Linked DNA regions of Homo sapiens: region 1 is linked to region 2. A link is an interaction called in ENCODE POLR2A ChIA-PET data of the cell type or tissue named here. Cell type or tissue: Panc1. All regions are shown on one strand.

What was found. ChIA-PET counts read pairs that join two places held together with the same protein. Peaks named below come from ENCODE experiments on the same cell type or tissue, not always from the same donor. Only the 100,000 strongest peaks of a DNase experiment are listed, where the experiment ranks them.
Region 1: POLR2A ChIA-PET joins it to region 2 with 10 read pairs; 3 of 35 experiments call an interaction of 5 or more read pairs at or near these places.

Annotation. Positions count from the first base shown.
Region 1 is chr16:67,940,649-67,948,648 of GRCh38, forward strand. It overlaps LCAT (lecithin-cholesterol acyltransferase), which reads right to left and starts at 3,472. Exons shown (of 6, transcript NM_000229.2): 1 at 3,300-3,472; 2 at 2,408-2,564; 3 at 2,213-2,328; 4 at 2,023-2,118; 5 at 1,715-1,939. The coding sequence starts at 3,453. SLC12A4 (solute carrier family 12 member 4) reads right to left here. Exons shown (of 24, transcript NM_005072.5): 14 at 7,413-7,511; 15 at 7,021-7,140; 16 at 6,683-6,787; 17 at 6,289-6,457; 18 at 5,790-5,985; 19 at 5,523-5,692; 20 at 5,303-5,434; 21 at 5,116-5,223; 22 at 4,721-4,905; 23 at 4,439-4,572; 24 at 2,826-4,283. The coding sequence ends at 4,192. RefSeq lists enhancers at 1,671-1,720, 1,704-2,603. In Panc1, CTCF peaks have their summits at 1,622 and 1,840; a DNase peak (open chromatin) is centred at 1,613.
Region 2 is chr16:68,213,806-68,221,805 of GRCh38, forward strand. All of the region lies in intron 9 of NFATC3 (nuclear factor of activated T cells 3), which reads left to right. Among named protein-coding and RNA genes, the nearest start is that of MIR6773, 16 kb to the right of the region's middle. In Panc1, no CTCF peak of the experiment used is centred here; no DNase peak of the experiment used is centred here.

The DNA.
Region 1 (8,000 bases), 270 kb before region 2:
CTTACTCAATGAGAAGCCCTGATAAGACCTCTGTTGGGTGGAGCTGTAGGGCTTCAAAAGGATGGCAGGGACAGGCACCATGGCTCACCCCTGTAATCCCAACACTTTGGGAGGCTGAGGCAGGAGGATCACTTGAGGCCAGGAGTCCGTGACCAGACTAGGCAATGCAGTGAGACCCTGTCTCTACAAAAAAAAAAAAAAAAAAAATCAGCTGGGCTTAGTGGAGTGCACCTCTAGTCCTAGCTACTCAGGAGGCAAAGGCAGGAAGATTGCTTGAGCCTAGGAATTTGAGGTTACAGTAAACTATGATCGCACCACTGCACTGTAGCCTGGGTGACACAGTGAGATTCCAGCTTAAAAAATAAATAAATAGGGCCGGGTACGGTGGCTCACACCTGTAATCCTAGCACTTTGGGAGGCCGAGGCAGGCAGATGACTTAAGGTCAGGAGTTCGAGACCAGCCTGGCCAACATGGGGAAACCTAATCTCTACTAAAAATATAAAAATTAGCCAGGCGTGGTGGCACATGCCTGTGATCCTAGCTACTAGGGAGGCTGAGGCAGAAGAATCACTTGAACTGGGGAGATGGAGGTTGCAGTGAGTGGAGATTGCACTACTGCACTCCAGCCTGGGAAACAGAGCGAGACTCCATCTCAAAATACATAAATAAACAAATAAACATTTTTTAAAAGGCCCAGCACAGTAGCTCACGCCTGTAATCCCAGCACTTCGGGAGGCTGAGGCAGGAAGATCACTTAAGGTGAAGAGTTTGAGACCAGCCTGGGCAACATAGCAAGACCTCATCTCTACTAAAAAACAAAAATAAATTAGGTGTGGTGTTGTGTGCCTATAGTCTCAGCTAACCAGGAGGCTGAGGCAGGAGGATTGCTTGGGCCAGGGAGATTGAGACTGCGGCTATGATCACGCCACTGCACTCCAGCCTGGGCGACAGAATGACCCTGTCTGAAAAAGAAAAAAAAAAGTAGGCGGGGCTTCCTGAGGACCAGGGTGTGTGGGGATGGTGGGTGAGGCCCAGGATGTGTGGGGATGGTGGGGGCGGTGCTGGCTGTCCTCCCTCGGGCATGTGTCTTTCTGCTCCTTGTGTGGCTTATGCAGCAATGGGGGCCACAGAGTTGTGCTCCAGAAAGGGGGAAACAAGATGGTGTCTGTTTGATGTTTATTGGTGGTGTCTGATGAGCGTTTCTCTTGTCCAGACTGTGTTTCTCTCTCCAGACCAGCTCCCAGGGTACAGGGGGTGGGGAGTAGGTGGTAGCTGTGTCAGTGCTGGGCCCTGGTGCCACTCCCTAGGGAAGAGCAGGTGGGGCCTCGGGGGGTCTGGCCCTAGCTCTGGCAGATCCATCCTCAGTGAAGCACATCCCTGGGCAAAGGCACTCCTGCGAGCAAGTGGAAGGCAGGCAAGGGCTGGGCAGGCAGGCTCTGGGGCTACAAGAACAAACCCTGGGAGCAGATAGCTGGGATTCACTTTCTGTGTTCACTGCCCCTTTGCCATCACTGACACAGACTCTGGAAGGAGCCACCCTAATTGCTCAGGCCAGGGTCACTGCTCTGGGGGCCAGTGACAGCAAGCATGCCAGCCCAGGAGTGGTAGATAGCACCCCTAGAGGCCACTGTGAGCAGGAGCCGCAATGAAGGCAGGCCCAGGATCAGCTTGGTCTCACCCATCGCTGGACCTAAGTGTTCGAGGCCTTCTCACCTGAGGCCAAGACCAGCATGGGCTTGATGGAGCCACCCCAGGGAGCCCCAAGAGAGATGAAGCCATCAATAAAGCGGTCCTTCCAGGCCTGGGGCTGGCGCAGCAGGAAATAGAGCAAGTGTAGACAGCCGAGGCTGTGGCCAATGAGGAAGACAGGCTTCCCATAGGCAGCGTGCATCTCCTCCACCAGCCCTGCGAGCTTGCGGTAGTACTCCTCCTGCTGGCCTGCAGCGGGTGGAAGGGGTCAGGGCAGCTGGGGTCTGGGGCACCTGCCCCACCCCAAGCCGGTCATCCGCAGAGACACTCACCGGGCTCCAGCCGCCAGTCATAGGGGGCGGCGCGCACAGTCTCGTCCCGCACGTAGCCATTGTTGACCAGGTTCTGCACCAGTGTGTGCAGGTACCCTGTGGGGGGACCAGCAGCACCGGGGGCTTGGGCCATGCCTGCTGTGGGCCAGCACCCAGGCCTGGAGCCCCAGCCCTGCCCTCTGACACAAACCTGCCAGCTTGCTGCTGTCCAGGTACTCCACAGAGTAGGTCTTGCCAAAGCCAGGGACGCGGATCTGGACACCAGGGGCGTTGGACACGAGCCCAGAGCTCCGGTTGTAGACAACCCTGCGGGGCGGGGGTGCCACTCAGCAGCCAGTAGCCAAGGGGCAGCGTGTTGGGGCTAGGGTGGAGCACATGGCTGTACCTGGTGTTATCGATCCAGCAGTCTACCCCAAGGGGTAGGAACATGTTGAGATCCAGCCAGATGGTGAAGAAGTCCTCTGTCTTGCGGTAGCACATCCAGTTCACCACATCTGGTTTGTCCAGCTTGGCTTCTAGCTGATTCCCCAGGCAGCCGGGCACTGTGAGCAGCAGCCCTCACTCTGGACTCTGGATTCCCCCCGTGACCCTTACCCCCGTCACCCCAGATGCTGCAGTGACCAGACCCACCCCCCACCTCCCATACCCTCAACCCCCAGGTACAAAGCACACTTACCCTCCCCTGCTTACACCCCCTCTCCCTGCTGTCCCCCCAGTAGCCAAAGCCCAGGCTTCCCTGAGGAAGGGAAGGCGCTGAGGTGCTGAGGCCAAGGCCGCTGACCCCTGCCTCTGCAGAGCAAACACCCAGTCTGGCGCTCCTTTATTGCCAAAGTCCAAGGTGGGAACAGATAGGTCTGGGGGCATGGGGGCTGGGCCTAATAGGGGCCGGGCATGGATGGGCCTCTCCTGCTCACCGATCCTGGGCTGGGCATCTTGTCCTTGGTGGGTGGGGGCCAAGGAAGGAGTGGTGGGGCTTGGCCCAGAGTCTGGTGTGGCTGTGACTGACCACAGCTTGTGATGCCCCAGCCAAGACCTCAGGCACACCCCGTCCCCCACTCCGCCCCCCCTGGGTTAGACAACTGAGAGTCACAGTGTGGTGGGAGAAGGGACGTCATTCCTCTAAGGGACAAGCTTTTGGCCCCTCCCCACACCAGGGCAGGTACTTATGTCGGGGCTTATGCAGGGCAGAAGGGCTTTGGCCAGGTCAGCTGCCAGGGGCTGGGGCCCAGGCTCCCCAGGGTCTGGCGTGGTGCATCAGGGGCCTGGTGGGGGCTTACCGAGGATGACGGGCCGTGTGTGGTTACTGAGCTCAGCCTTGGGCGTGGTGTGCGGGGGGAAGAGCACATTGAGGAGCCAGAAGGGGGCGGCAGGAGGGAGCAGCAGCCCCAGCAGCAGCGTCACCCACTGCCATGGGGAGCCGGGCGGCCCCATTCCAGCCCTGGTGCCTACTGCCAGAGAAAGCGGCACTGGGCTGTCCTTATCTGGTGTGGGAGTGGGAGGGGCCCTAGGGCCAGTGGGAGGGACGGCCTGGCCAGTGGGGGTTGTGGCCAGAGATTGCCGGAAAGGGGCACAGCCTCAGGGAGCCGGCTCTGGGCCTGGGTTCAGTTCCGCCTTCTTCTCTTGGCGCCAGGGGAAACAGAGCCGGGGCAGCAGGAGGCCCAGAACTACACAATGTTTTATTGAAAAAGTCAGGCCTCAGCTCAGCTGTCTCCATTCGGCTCAGCTTGGTGGGGGGCCCTGCCCATAGTAGACTGAGCCAGATCTTCCTGCAGGCAGCTGGGCTGGACTCCCTCCCTGGCTACCCTTCCCTTCGTCTCTGATGGTGACATCCAAACAATAAATATGCAATAAATAGCGCTCCTGGGCTGGGCCGGGCCGGCTGCCTTCAAACCCCACTCGGCCCCTACCAGTCTTCTCTGGCCAGGACAGGCCTACTGGGGTGCTAGATAGTAAAGTCCCCAAACATCCCAGGGTCCCACAAGACCTGGGATCCATCTCCATTTTGAGGCCCAGGCCTGGTTTCCAAGGAGACCTAGCAAAGCTGGGTCCAGGACAGGGCCAGGCAAGCAGGGCTGGCAGGTGGGTGCTGGGAAGAGGCTGTTACCCCAGACCACAGCTTGTTATGTCCTGGCCAAGACCTCGACTCCAGGCCACAAGATGACACTGGGCTCAGGAGTAGATGGTGATGACTTCACGGCCACCACCGCGCACCAACAGCACCCGCTCAAGGCCCTCGGTCAGCACCTCGAGGAACTCCATGTCTGCAGGGCCTCAAGTCAAGGAGGCAACAACAGAATCAACGGGCAACCCGGGCCACCTGGGCCATGCCCACCCAGGGGTGCCCAGGAGAGAAGCCGCTGGCTTGACCTCCCATGCTATCCACCTCCCAACTGCCTGCCTCTCCACAAAGGGATACAGTTCTCGTCGCCCTCACTGTTCCTGGGTGGGCCAGGCATGTTTAGGAGAACCAGGCGGGCGTCGTGGGAGCGCGTGACAATGACTTCATTGAGCTTCACAGCAGTGTGCATGCGCCGCACATTGGATTGGTCCCTACACGTAGTGTAGCCAGTCACAGGTCGCCATGAGCCATCCTGCAAGGAGGGTCCCCACCCCTGGCCCATCTAACACTACTTGTCTGCCCCACCCCACCTCCACCCCTAGATTCCAGTGCCGCTGGGGCTGTTTTTGCTGCACTCACGGCTTAATGTGCACCAGCTCCCGGAAATTGTCAGGGGCATGGCTGGGGTCCCAGGTCTCAGTCATGTACTTGTCCCTGGTCCACGTCATCTGGATCTTGTCAGCCCCCACTGCAGACTCATCTTCCTCGTCCGAGTACAGGCTCTCCAGCCGCAGGGCCGAGTGCCGATCCTTGACCAGCTGGGCCTGAGGACAATTGCAGGAGATAGCCTTGGTCCCATAGGAAAAGGGGGATGGGGCCTGTCTGGCCCAATGTGACCACCTTGCCTCCGGGAAATGAGCACTAGCTTGGGTAGGGCTGCGGTGAGTCATTCTGATTCCTCCGCACCCACCGATGCGGTCTCCAAAGGCCTGACCCTGCCACCCGCCCTGGCGTGAACCACAAAGGGCACTGACTTCTCGCTCCCGCTCAGTCTTGGTCAGTCTCATCTGCCGCAGCATCTGCGACCGCTGCTCCATCATCAGCGTCCGCTCGTAGGTGTATGCAGAGATGTCACTGTTATGCTGGGGACAGGGTTGGCCGTGAGGACCCAGCTGCACGGGACATGGTATCCACGGGGCCAGGGCAGGGCAGAGGGCTCACCATCTCCACCACCTCCACCTCGGCCTCAAGGCGCAGATGGTACAGAAAGACAGCCAGGTCCTTCTTCATCTGGATGCTGTTGTCATCCATCTGGGCCACTGTGAAGATGCGCATCCGGCACTTCCTCCAGACCTGAGGCAAGGGACCAGGTGGGCGGTTTGGTCACAGCTGCTCCTCCAAGGGCCTAGCCCCTCTCATCTGCACCCACCCCCTGGTCTACCTTATGCTGGCGCAGCAGGAAGGGCAGAAGCATGAGCATGCCACCATCGTGCACGATCCACCACACGTCTATGTGGCCCTCCAGGTAGCGCTCGTGGTTGCTGGGGTAGAAGGCGATGTTCTTGGGCACGAGCAGGGCCAGGTGGGCAGCCGTAGTGCAGCGCACGGTGTCTGGGGAGGAGGAGCACGGCTGACCACCAGTCTGTGGCCCTCCGCCCACTGCCACCTCACTTCACCCCTGCCCACCAGGCCCCAGGCCTTCACACACCAATGAAGGTCTTCCAGGCACGGGGGTCCTCGCTCTGTCGCCAGCCGTAGGGCCAGCCCAGCACCACGGAGTTATGCCGCATGCCTCCCAGGCCACAGGACTGGATGAGGTGGGCCAGCCCCTCCCGCACCTTGCTGGCCACCACCACCTGGCAGAAGCCCTTCACCTTCTCAATTTCCATCATGTTCTTGATGGTCTGTGGGGAACACACCCAGGGCCAATGGGAGGCCATCAGCTTCCTGCCTCTGGGCTCCCTCCCAAGGCCCCTCGGGAACAAAACGACTTTTGGGTGGAGGAGGGCCTGGGGGCAACAAGCTGCCTACCCAGAGGCCAAGTTTTCAAGATGGGACTGCTGGCTCCCCCTTGTGCCAGCTCTCAGGTGGCAGCAGTGCTGGCTGCCTGGCTGGCCACCCTGGCCAAGACTGGGCCCTCCCCTCCGTGCCAGCTGCAGTCCAGACCCCTGTAGTCTGGCTCAGCTCTCCCTCCCCAAAGCAAGTACCTGCTCGGCGGCCTGAGCCTCGCCATAGCTCTCCAAGAAGCTCCCCTGGATGACAGAACCAACAATGGTCAGGCCCTTGCCAGCCTTGAGCTGGGAGGCGAAGGTGAGGAGCCGCGGGTACTTCACGTGGAGGTCCTCGTCCAGCTTCAGCAGCACCAGCAGCTGCGGCCTGCAGTGGCCGGGTGGGGGGAGCCTGAGACCAGGGCCGGCCGTTCTAGGGAGCCCCTCCTCTTCTTCCCTTCTCGGGTCGTGGTCCCTGCAGGTTTGGGTAGCATGGCCCAGGAGGGTGCCCCGGGCAGCCCCAGGATGGGGAGCCGGCACCTCTCGACCCTCTGACCCCGACAGCGACCCCTAAGAACCTCTGCGCCCTGGCCAGGGTCTGGCGGGAACTCACCGCCAGTTCTTGGTGTGAGGAGGCCCCTCCTCCAGCCGCAACAGCGCGTAGCGGGCAGCGCTCAGGGACAGGCCTCGGATCCCGTCACCCCACTCCTTCTCAGCCCTGCAGATTCCACCACAGCTGGTGAGCCCCTGGTGCCGCCCAGGGGGTTCTGTCTATGTGGATGCGAGGTGGAGGGGTTCTGCCCCTCAAGACCACCCAGGGGTCCTGAGTTACAGTCCCCAGTCCTGGCACCCACGGTGGCCCAGCTCCCTGCCCACCCCAATGCCAGACCACCCTGCCTGCTCGGCCGGGCCCCCTCAGCTGGCAGAGGCCAGGTGGCAGTGCTCACTCACCCTTGGTACTCGATGTATTTGTAGATCATGCCGGCGATGAGCATGGCCACCAGGGCATAGTACCAGGAGGAGACAAACATAAGGGCCAGGCAGAGACTCATGCCCAGGAAGGACAGCGCCCTGGACGAGAGGGGAGGGCAGAGTCAGGGCAGGACCAGGAGGACCCCTGGCCACAGCCTGGCCCATGCCCTGGTAGCCCTGTCAGGTCCCGGGTGGGAGGTCCCAGGTGGGTGGTCAGGTCACTGGGTGTAAGACCTAGGTCCAGTCCCCCGCAGCCCTATAATCTCCCTCCCCACAGTGTTTCAAGAGCTCCCTACCCAGGAAACCCAAGCCTCACCCAGAATGAGGCTCCTGGCCTCCCCAGGGTCTCCCGTGTCAGAGGCATGGCTCACCAGTGATAGTACTTGAACCGGGGCCGCCAGTTGGGGGTCCTCAGGAGTGTCTGCACCGCACAGGCGAGGTTCACGAACAGGTAGCACATCAGAAAGAACCTGCGGCACAGAGGGCGGTTGGCGAAGAGCAGCCTCCTCGGCAGCTGGGGACCTGATGTCAGGCTGGGCCTGGCCCAGAAACGGGGCGTGGCCCGGCCCTGCCCTGCATGGCTCAGCAAGGTCTTCTCAACCTCATTGCTGCCACCTCCATGGCCTGAGGCAATGAGACTACTGTGGAGGAGTCCTCGGAGCCAGATCGCAGAGGATGGGCAAGGGTTTGCTGTTGGAGGAGGTAGGAAGGGGAGTAACAGGGCAGAGCTGAAGAGGGTGGTGCAGGGGCAGCAGGAAGAGCTCAGTGCCTGGAGACTCTAGGCCACATTCAGGCCTCTGGCCTGAGTGACCAGCTGGATGAGAGGCTGCCATGCATGAAGGGGAGGATGGAAGATAAGCTGGACCATTTGAATGCAACCAGTCAGAGATACTTAAGAGTCACTGCGGTGGGCGTGGGAGTCCCACGCATGGGCAGGGCCAGCTGCATGAGCCCTCCAG
Region 2 (8,000 bases):
GTGACAGAGTGAGACTCCATCTCAAAAAAAATACTCTTCCATGACTCCCAGATTTGGCTGTACATATAGTTTTCTGGGCTGCTACCCTTGAAGATTTTGATTTTGTGGTTTGAGTTTGTATTTTTATAAAACATTCAGGAGTTTATATTTTTATCAGTTGCCCAGATAATTTTGATGTAGCCTTAGCCAAGTATTTGGGAACTACTAATAGATATAATGTAATAAAAACTAGTTTATTTAAAGCTGAATTTATCCCTTAAAACCACTGAAAACCATAATTGTAACTCTTAAAGTTATTGCCCTTCAAATTTTTAAAAGAATCATCTTAGTACCTGAGCTATCTGAACTCCAGTATTTATTTTATCTAATAAAATGTGGAGAGCCATTTTATGCAGTGATTGACAAGTAAAAGACAGTTAAATTCCTTTTGATTATAGAAAAAAAACAGGCTGGGCACTGTAGTAGATTAAGTTCACCCTCTGGTTTGTTCCATTCAGTAGTGATGTTGTCTTCTTTGACACAGACCAATTTATATCTGACTTGGAACACCAGCCATCAGGTTCAGCAGAGAAATGGCCTAACCACAGTGTGCTCTCATGTCCAGCTCCTTTCTGGAGAATCTAGAGGGTGAGTGTTGATTGAAATGTGTCATTGTTTTTGTGCCCAAGTCTGGTATTTGCATGCAGTGGCTGGATTTGCATGTGCTACAGAGGAGGGGGTATGCACGGGCATTTTCTGGTAGGCCCACTCATTATCTTTGGAACTACACTTTGACTAAAAGACTCTGCTTTTTAAACTTAACCACACTCAGGCTCTTACACTTGTGCTTATGATTTTATTCTTGAATGAAAGGGAAGTGTTTACTTAGATTTATTAGACCAAAGCAGAAAGAGGTTTCGTATCTATGAATTCTATATGGTTTGGGTTGCTCAGTAAATTTGGTTGCTGATCAGGTATGTAAGCCTACTCATTCCTGGTCAAGTACTCTTAACTTTTGATGTGAATGAAATCAGGAAATTTTGTCCGTTTTTCAGAGGCAACCCAGAATATTTATCCCTAGCCTCCCCTGTGGGCCCATGTTTGCACTTCCGGTAGTCCTCTGGGGCTCTACTTGGAAGAAAGCTGTAGTACTAGAGCCAGTGTCTGTGTCTAGGCTTAGGCTTCTAGACTCAGCAGCCAAGGAGGAACGAAGCTGTTCCTTGCTGTCATGTTGGCTCCTTTCTTCAAATACTATGAAAGCCACTTAAGAAAATATATGATAGAAATTATAAATACACAGATTATACCTTCCTAAATGCCATTTGAATTTTATTTTAAAATGAATCTGGATTTGGAAGGGGCCTTGGAAATCATGTTCACTACCCAAACCTTTATATTTAGGTTTCTGCAGCTTCCTGATGACCTATCAGACAAGATACCAAAACCCTAACTTCTCCCAGAACTGGGCCTACCCTGGTCTCACATCATTCTTGTCCAACCATGAGAGGAGTGGTGACTTAATTCCTGCATTGAATGTATATAAAACTCTCAGGAGAGTTATAACCAGAGGATTTAAAATAATTTCCTCATATTAGGGGTGAGAAAATAAGTTGCAGAAGGATTAGTTAAGTCACCTGAGTCACATCACAGCCAAACCAAGGCTAAAGCTTACTTCTTCCAGTGTTAAGCCCAGTGTGCTTCCCATGTGTGAAGCAACAAGTTGGTCACTAATGATCTTGGTAAGAAGGAAGTATTATGTGGAGTGAAGGGATCGATGGATGACTGAGTAAATAAGAGGTGAGAACATAGAAGAAACAGCAGTGTAGACAACTCCTTTAAGATGTTAAGCCATGAAAGAAAGAATTAGATACAGAGGGGAACATGGGGTTGAGTGTTTTTATTTGCTTGCTTGCTTCTTTGAGATAGAGAGATTTGCACTTTTTTTTTTTTTTTTTTTTTTTGAGATGGAGTCTTGCTCTGCCACCCAGGCTGGAGTGCAGTGGTGCGATCTCCGCTCACTGCACGCTCCGCCTCCCAGGTTGACGCCATTCTCCTGCCTTAGCCTCCCGAGTAGCTGGGACTACAAGGCGCCTGCCACCACGCCCGGCTAATTTTTTGTATTTTTAGTAGAGATGGGGTTTCACTGTGTTAGCCAGGATGGTCTCGATGTCCTGACCTCGTGATCCGCCCACCTTGGCCTCCCAAAGTGCTGGGATGACAGGCATGAGCCACCGCGCTGGCCCAGATTTACACATATTAAGTGCTGATGAGAAGGATCTGGGGAGACAAGTTGATAGAGACAAAGAAGTGAAGAAAATTGATGCCGCAAGGTGTTGAAGAGGTTCCAGAGCACAGGTAGTGGAATGGGTCCTGTGGATTTTTGGGTCTGGAGCTCAGGTTTGGCCCTTAGAGATAGATTTGGGAGTCAACAATGGACAAGATTATTCAGAGGAAAATGTACAAAATGAGCAAAATAGGGATAAAGGATTCTTCTGATAATTTTAAAATGCTTCTGAGTCTCACATCTTAAGCCAAATTGAGAGAAGTTGTTTATTTTTTTCACATTTCAGCTTTTGCTGATAGAAAAGAGTACATGCTGATACTTGAATATACTTTCAAGTACCTGTGTACTGTTTACTCAGCTGGAGATTTAATGTTTGTCTTTGTAGAATGTTTTCAGTTAAAAACATTTCCTAGAGGAAACATTGTTATGACGTTGATTATAGCATCACACATAGAAGAGGTTTTCTTTTTTTTTTTTCTTTTTGAGACAGTCTCGCTCTGTTGCCTAGGCTGGAGTGCATTGGCATCATACTGGCTCACTGCAACCTCCGCCTCCCAGGTTCAAACAATTCTCCTTCCTCAGCCTCCCAAGTAGCTGAAATTACAGGCACCTGCCACCACACCTGGCTAATATTTTGTATTTTTAGTAGAGATGGGATTTCACCGTGTTGGCCAGGCTGGTTTTGAACGCCTGACCTCAAGCGATCCGCCAACCTTGGCCTCTCAAAGTGCTAGGATTACAGGTGTGAGCCACTACACCCGGCCAAGAAGAGGTTTCTTAAAAAGGAAGGAGTCTTAAGAGGACTGATTTTCCCCCTCAATCCGTTGGGTGGGGAAAAAAGGTATAATAATTTTTCTTTACTAGTATTAGAGCTAATGTTAAAAGTGAATCTCTGATCTATTGCTGGTGAAATTTTTTTATATTAAAAAAGTGAAGGATATCTTCAAATCGTGCATGTATTTTTAATCTGTTCAATGGTAGGAAGCTGTCTGGAATTCAGGGTGAAATTTGAGATAACTTAGTTAAAAATCTATCAGTCCACCCCATTGTATAAGGTAAAAAGAAGAAAAAAAATAATTAGGCTTGGATTCAGTAGGTCATGCCTGTAATCCCAACACTTTGGGAGGCCGAGGTAGGCAGATTGCTTGAGCCCAGGAGTTTGAGACCAGCCTGGGCAACATGGCGAAACCTTGTCTTTACAAAAAATACAAAAATTAGCTGGGCATGGTGGCTCATGCCTATAGTCCCAGCTACTCGGGAGGCTGAGGCAGGAGGCTCCCTTGAGCATGGGAGGTGAGGTTGCAGTGAGCCAAGATCACGCCACTGCACTCCAGCTTTCAAGATCATGCCACTGCACTCCAGCCTGGGCAACAGAGCAAGATCTAGTCTCTGTCTCAAAAAAAAAAAAAAAAAAAAAAAAAATCTGGCATGAAAGAGCTCAAGCTGGTTTTCTTGCTTACAGTACTTAAATATTCTTCCTGTGTTATAATTATGGTGGTAAGTTTTATTTTTGTTAATAGTATTAGCTAAGTGAGTATAATGGAGATCCCAGAGACATTTCCACATAGGAAATTTCTCTCACACCTCATGATAATTCAGAGATCAAGATTCCTTTCAATTTGTTGTTCCTCTTTCTCCTTAGGTTTTGTCAAAGCAGAGAAACCACTTAGTCATGACTGAGTCTTAGCCCGAGGAAGGGATGGGAAAAAGGGAGGAAGAAGGAGGCCAAGCAAGTGATGAGGAAGATACGTACATCGCTTTTGCTCACATTTCATTGAAGAAAACGAATTGCATGGGCCATACCTAGCTACACTGGGGAAGCCAGGAAATATACTCTGTAGCTGGGTGTCAGTGTGACTAACTAAACCTCGATTACTGTGGAAGAATGAATTAAGATAATTAGCAGCCTACCATAGATACCTTCTAAATTTTCAGGAACTTATTTCTGTCTGTAGCTTGAAAAATCAAATGAATATTTTTTGGTTTTTCCCTTTTTTTTGTTTTATTTGGAGACAGGGTCTCACACTGTTGCCTAGGCTGGAGTGCAGTGGTGCACGATCATAGCTTACTGCATCCTGGAACTCCCTGGGCTCAAGTGATCCTCTTGTCTCAACCTCCCAAAGTGCTGGGATTACAAGCATGACCCACCACACCTGGCCAAATTAATCAGATTTTGATAAATCCAAATTAATTTCTCAACTCATGCCATAAATAGGTGAATTCAGGCCAGGCATGGTGGCTCATGCCTGTTATCCCAGCACTTTGGAAGGCCGAGGCAGACAGATCACTTGAGTTCAGGAGTTTGAGACCAGCCTGGGCAACATGGCAAACCCTGTTTCTACCAAAAATTTAAGAAAAAATTGGCCAGGTTTGGTGCTGTGCAGGTTGCAGTGAGCCAAGATCGTGCCACTGCACTCCAGCCTGGGCGACAGAATGAGAGCCTCTCAAAAAAAAAAAAAAAAAAAGGTGAATTCAGTATTTTTTCCTGTATTTAGTTTAGATGGTGCTTTTTTTTTTTATTTTGAGACAGAGTCTCACTCTGTCACCCAGGCTGGAGTGCAGTGTGCGATCTTGGCTCACTGCAAGCTCTGCCTCATGGGTTCACTCCATTCTCCTGCCTCAGCCTCCTGAGTAGCTGGGACTACAGGTGCCTGCCGCCACGCCCAGCTAATTTTTTGTATTTTTAATAGAGACGGGGTTTCACCATGTTAGCCAGGATGGTCCCAATCTCCTGACCTCATGATCCGCCCGCCTCGGCCTCCCAAAGTGCTGAGATTACAGGCGTGAGCCACCACGCCCGGCCTAGATGGTGCTTTTATAATAATTGCATACATGTAGGCTTCATTTTTAAAATACATTTAGTCTTTATTTTATAAAAACAACATCTCGGCTGGGCACGGTGATTCATGCCTGTAATGCCAGCGCTTTAGGAGGCCGAGGCGAGGTAGAAGGATCAATTGAGGCCAGAAGTTCGAGACCAGCCTGGGCAACATAATAAGACCCTGTCTCTATCCTCCCCAAAAATAAATCAGCTGGACCAGGCGCGGTGGCTCACGCCTGTAATCCCAGCACTTTGGGAGGCTGAAGCGGGCAGATCACAAGGTCAGGAGTTTGAGACCAGCCTGAACATGGTGAAACCCCGCCTCTACTAAAATACAAAAAAAATTAGCTGGGCATGGTGGCAGGTACCTGTAATCCCAGCTACTTGGGAGGCTGGGGCAGGAGAATTGCTTGAACCCGGGAGGCGGAGGTTGCGGTGAGCTGAGATCATGCCACTGCACTCCAGCCTAGGTGACAGAGCAAGACTCTGTCTCAAAAAAAATAAATAAAAATAAAAAAATAAATTAGCTGGTCTTGGTGGCACATGCCTGTAGTCCCAGCTACTTGGGGCAGGGCTCTGAAGCGGGAGGATCGCTTGAGCCTAGGAGTTCACGGCTGTAGTGAGCTATGATCACACCACTTCACTCCAGCCTGGGTGGCAGACTAAGACACTGTCTCCTAAAATAATAATAGTAATAATAATAATAATAACACCTTCATAAAATTGTTTACCCAGGGGATGAATACCTTTAATCTTCAGGTTCAGGAAAAGAATAACATGACCAAACTTTGGTGAATGTTCATTGCAGCTTCAAGAGGAAATAACATATAAATGGAGTCTAAAAATACCCCGAAATCCTTTACAAAATTGCAAATTAGAAAGGCCCGTTGGGATTTTGTGTATATGGCAGTGTGTATCTACTCCCTTCAAAGAGGGAGCACACTGGGTTACCCTGCCCCTCTCTACCTGGTTGTGAGGTTCCATACTATATACTTGTCAGTTCTAACTTTGAATTCTTAAGCATGGGAAATAGCTCTAAATAAGAGTCCTATTGGTACTCAAGCACCTCATTCTTGTGTGTAGAAATAGCATTCCAGTGGACTGCCAATTTGAACATTTCTTGAATACGAACTTTTTCTCTTACAGCAAACATTATTGATAGCTGTGACTCTACTTTTGTTGTGGTGGCACAGGCAAATTCAGGTGTTGGGGTAGTGGAAGTCACAGATGGTGGCTGCCAAAAGTGTGCCAGATCCTGTGACCTACATAACCTGTTAGCACCCTTATTGAGGACTGTTCACTCTTGTTCTAGGCTTTTAATTCACTTTGCTCTTTAAAGGGAGGAAAATGAGGGCTGGGTGCGGTGACTCACGCCTGTAATCCCAGCATTTTGAGAGGCCGAGGTGGCCAGATCATGTGAGGTCAGGAGTTTGAGACCAACCTGGCCAACATGGCAGAAACCTCGTTTCTACCAAAAATACAAAAATTAGCTGGGTGGGAGGCAGCAGTTGCAGTGAGCCAAGACCACACCACTGCACTCTAGCCTGGGTGACAGAGTAAGACTCTATCTCAAAAAAATTGGGGGGAAGAAAAATGATAAAATTGTACATTAGGGGCATAAACAATTCCTTATACTCTTATCTTAAATTGGTGAAAAAAATAGGAAACCACCTCACATACTTAGTGGACTAGAGTTTATTTTTCCTTTTTTTTTTTTTTAAGAGACAAATTGTCCCGGCCGGGCAGGGTGGCTCACGCCTGTAATCCCGGCACTTTGGGAGGTCGAGGCAGGTGGATCACGAGGTCAGGAGATCGACACCATCCTGGCTAACACGGTGAAACCCCGTCTCTACTAAAAAAAAAAATACAAAAAAAAAAAAATAGCCAGGCATTGTGGCGGGCGCCTATAGTCCCAGCTACTCGGGAGGCTGAGACAAGAGAATGGCGTGAACTTGGGAGGCGGAGCTTGCAGTGAGCTGAGATTGCGCCACCGCACTCCAGCCTGGGAGACAGAGGGAGACTCTGTCTCAGAAAAAAAAAAAAAATTGTCACTTTGTTTGTTGGCCAGGCTCTTCTTGAACTCCTGGCCTCAAACAATCTTCCTGCCTTGGCTTCCCCTAGTGTTGGGATAACAGGCATGAGCCATGGCACCTGGCCTGGATTACAGTTTAAATAAATTAGCAAATTCATGCATATATCCATTCAAGATGACTTGAAAAATTAAATTGCAAGCATTAGTATTTTTAACAACTTAAAAATTGTGCTTATCAAGATTGCTAATGACTTACATTTACATTACATCATAGATTTGTTTACCAGTAATAATTTTGACTTGCTTCAGTTGAGACCTACGTTTTGGCCAGTCCCAGCAGGAAGATATCTGAGGAATCTAGAGGTGAGAGCCTGAACCCAGAGCCCCCAGCCCGAGGGAGAAGTGAGGGAGAAGGAAAGCAGAGGACTTGCATGATTAACACTCGGCTCAAGTTATTGCTAAAGGTCTGTGAAAGCACTTTGTTGCAGTTCTGACTCCCTAGCCTAAAATTTATATTCAGTGCTCACCTGTAGCAATTACTTGAGCATGATTTTTGTTGTCATTGTTCCAAGTCCCCAAATTGTTTTAAAGATTCAGTTGGCAAGTAATTTTATTTAGTACTCAATATATGTAAGCACTAGGGATTCAGGGGAAAACAAGATAGAGAAAGTCTGCCCCGTTGGAACTTAAATCTCCTGACTGCTGGTGAATTCATAAATAAGTGAATCCTGTAGTATAATGTATAGTTGAGTATAGTCCGCTTGAGCACTACTTTGTGGAAAATCTTCTGACTTTAACATAGTCTTAAAATCCTAAACTGTCAGGAACTTTCCAGGTTCCTTCAGCTAAGTAAGGTGAGGCACACCAGGCAAAGGAACAGCAGA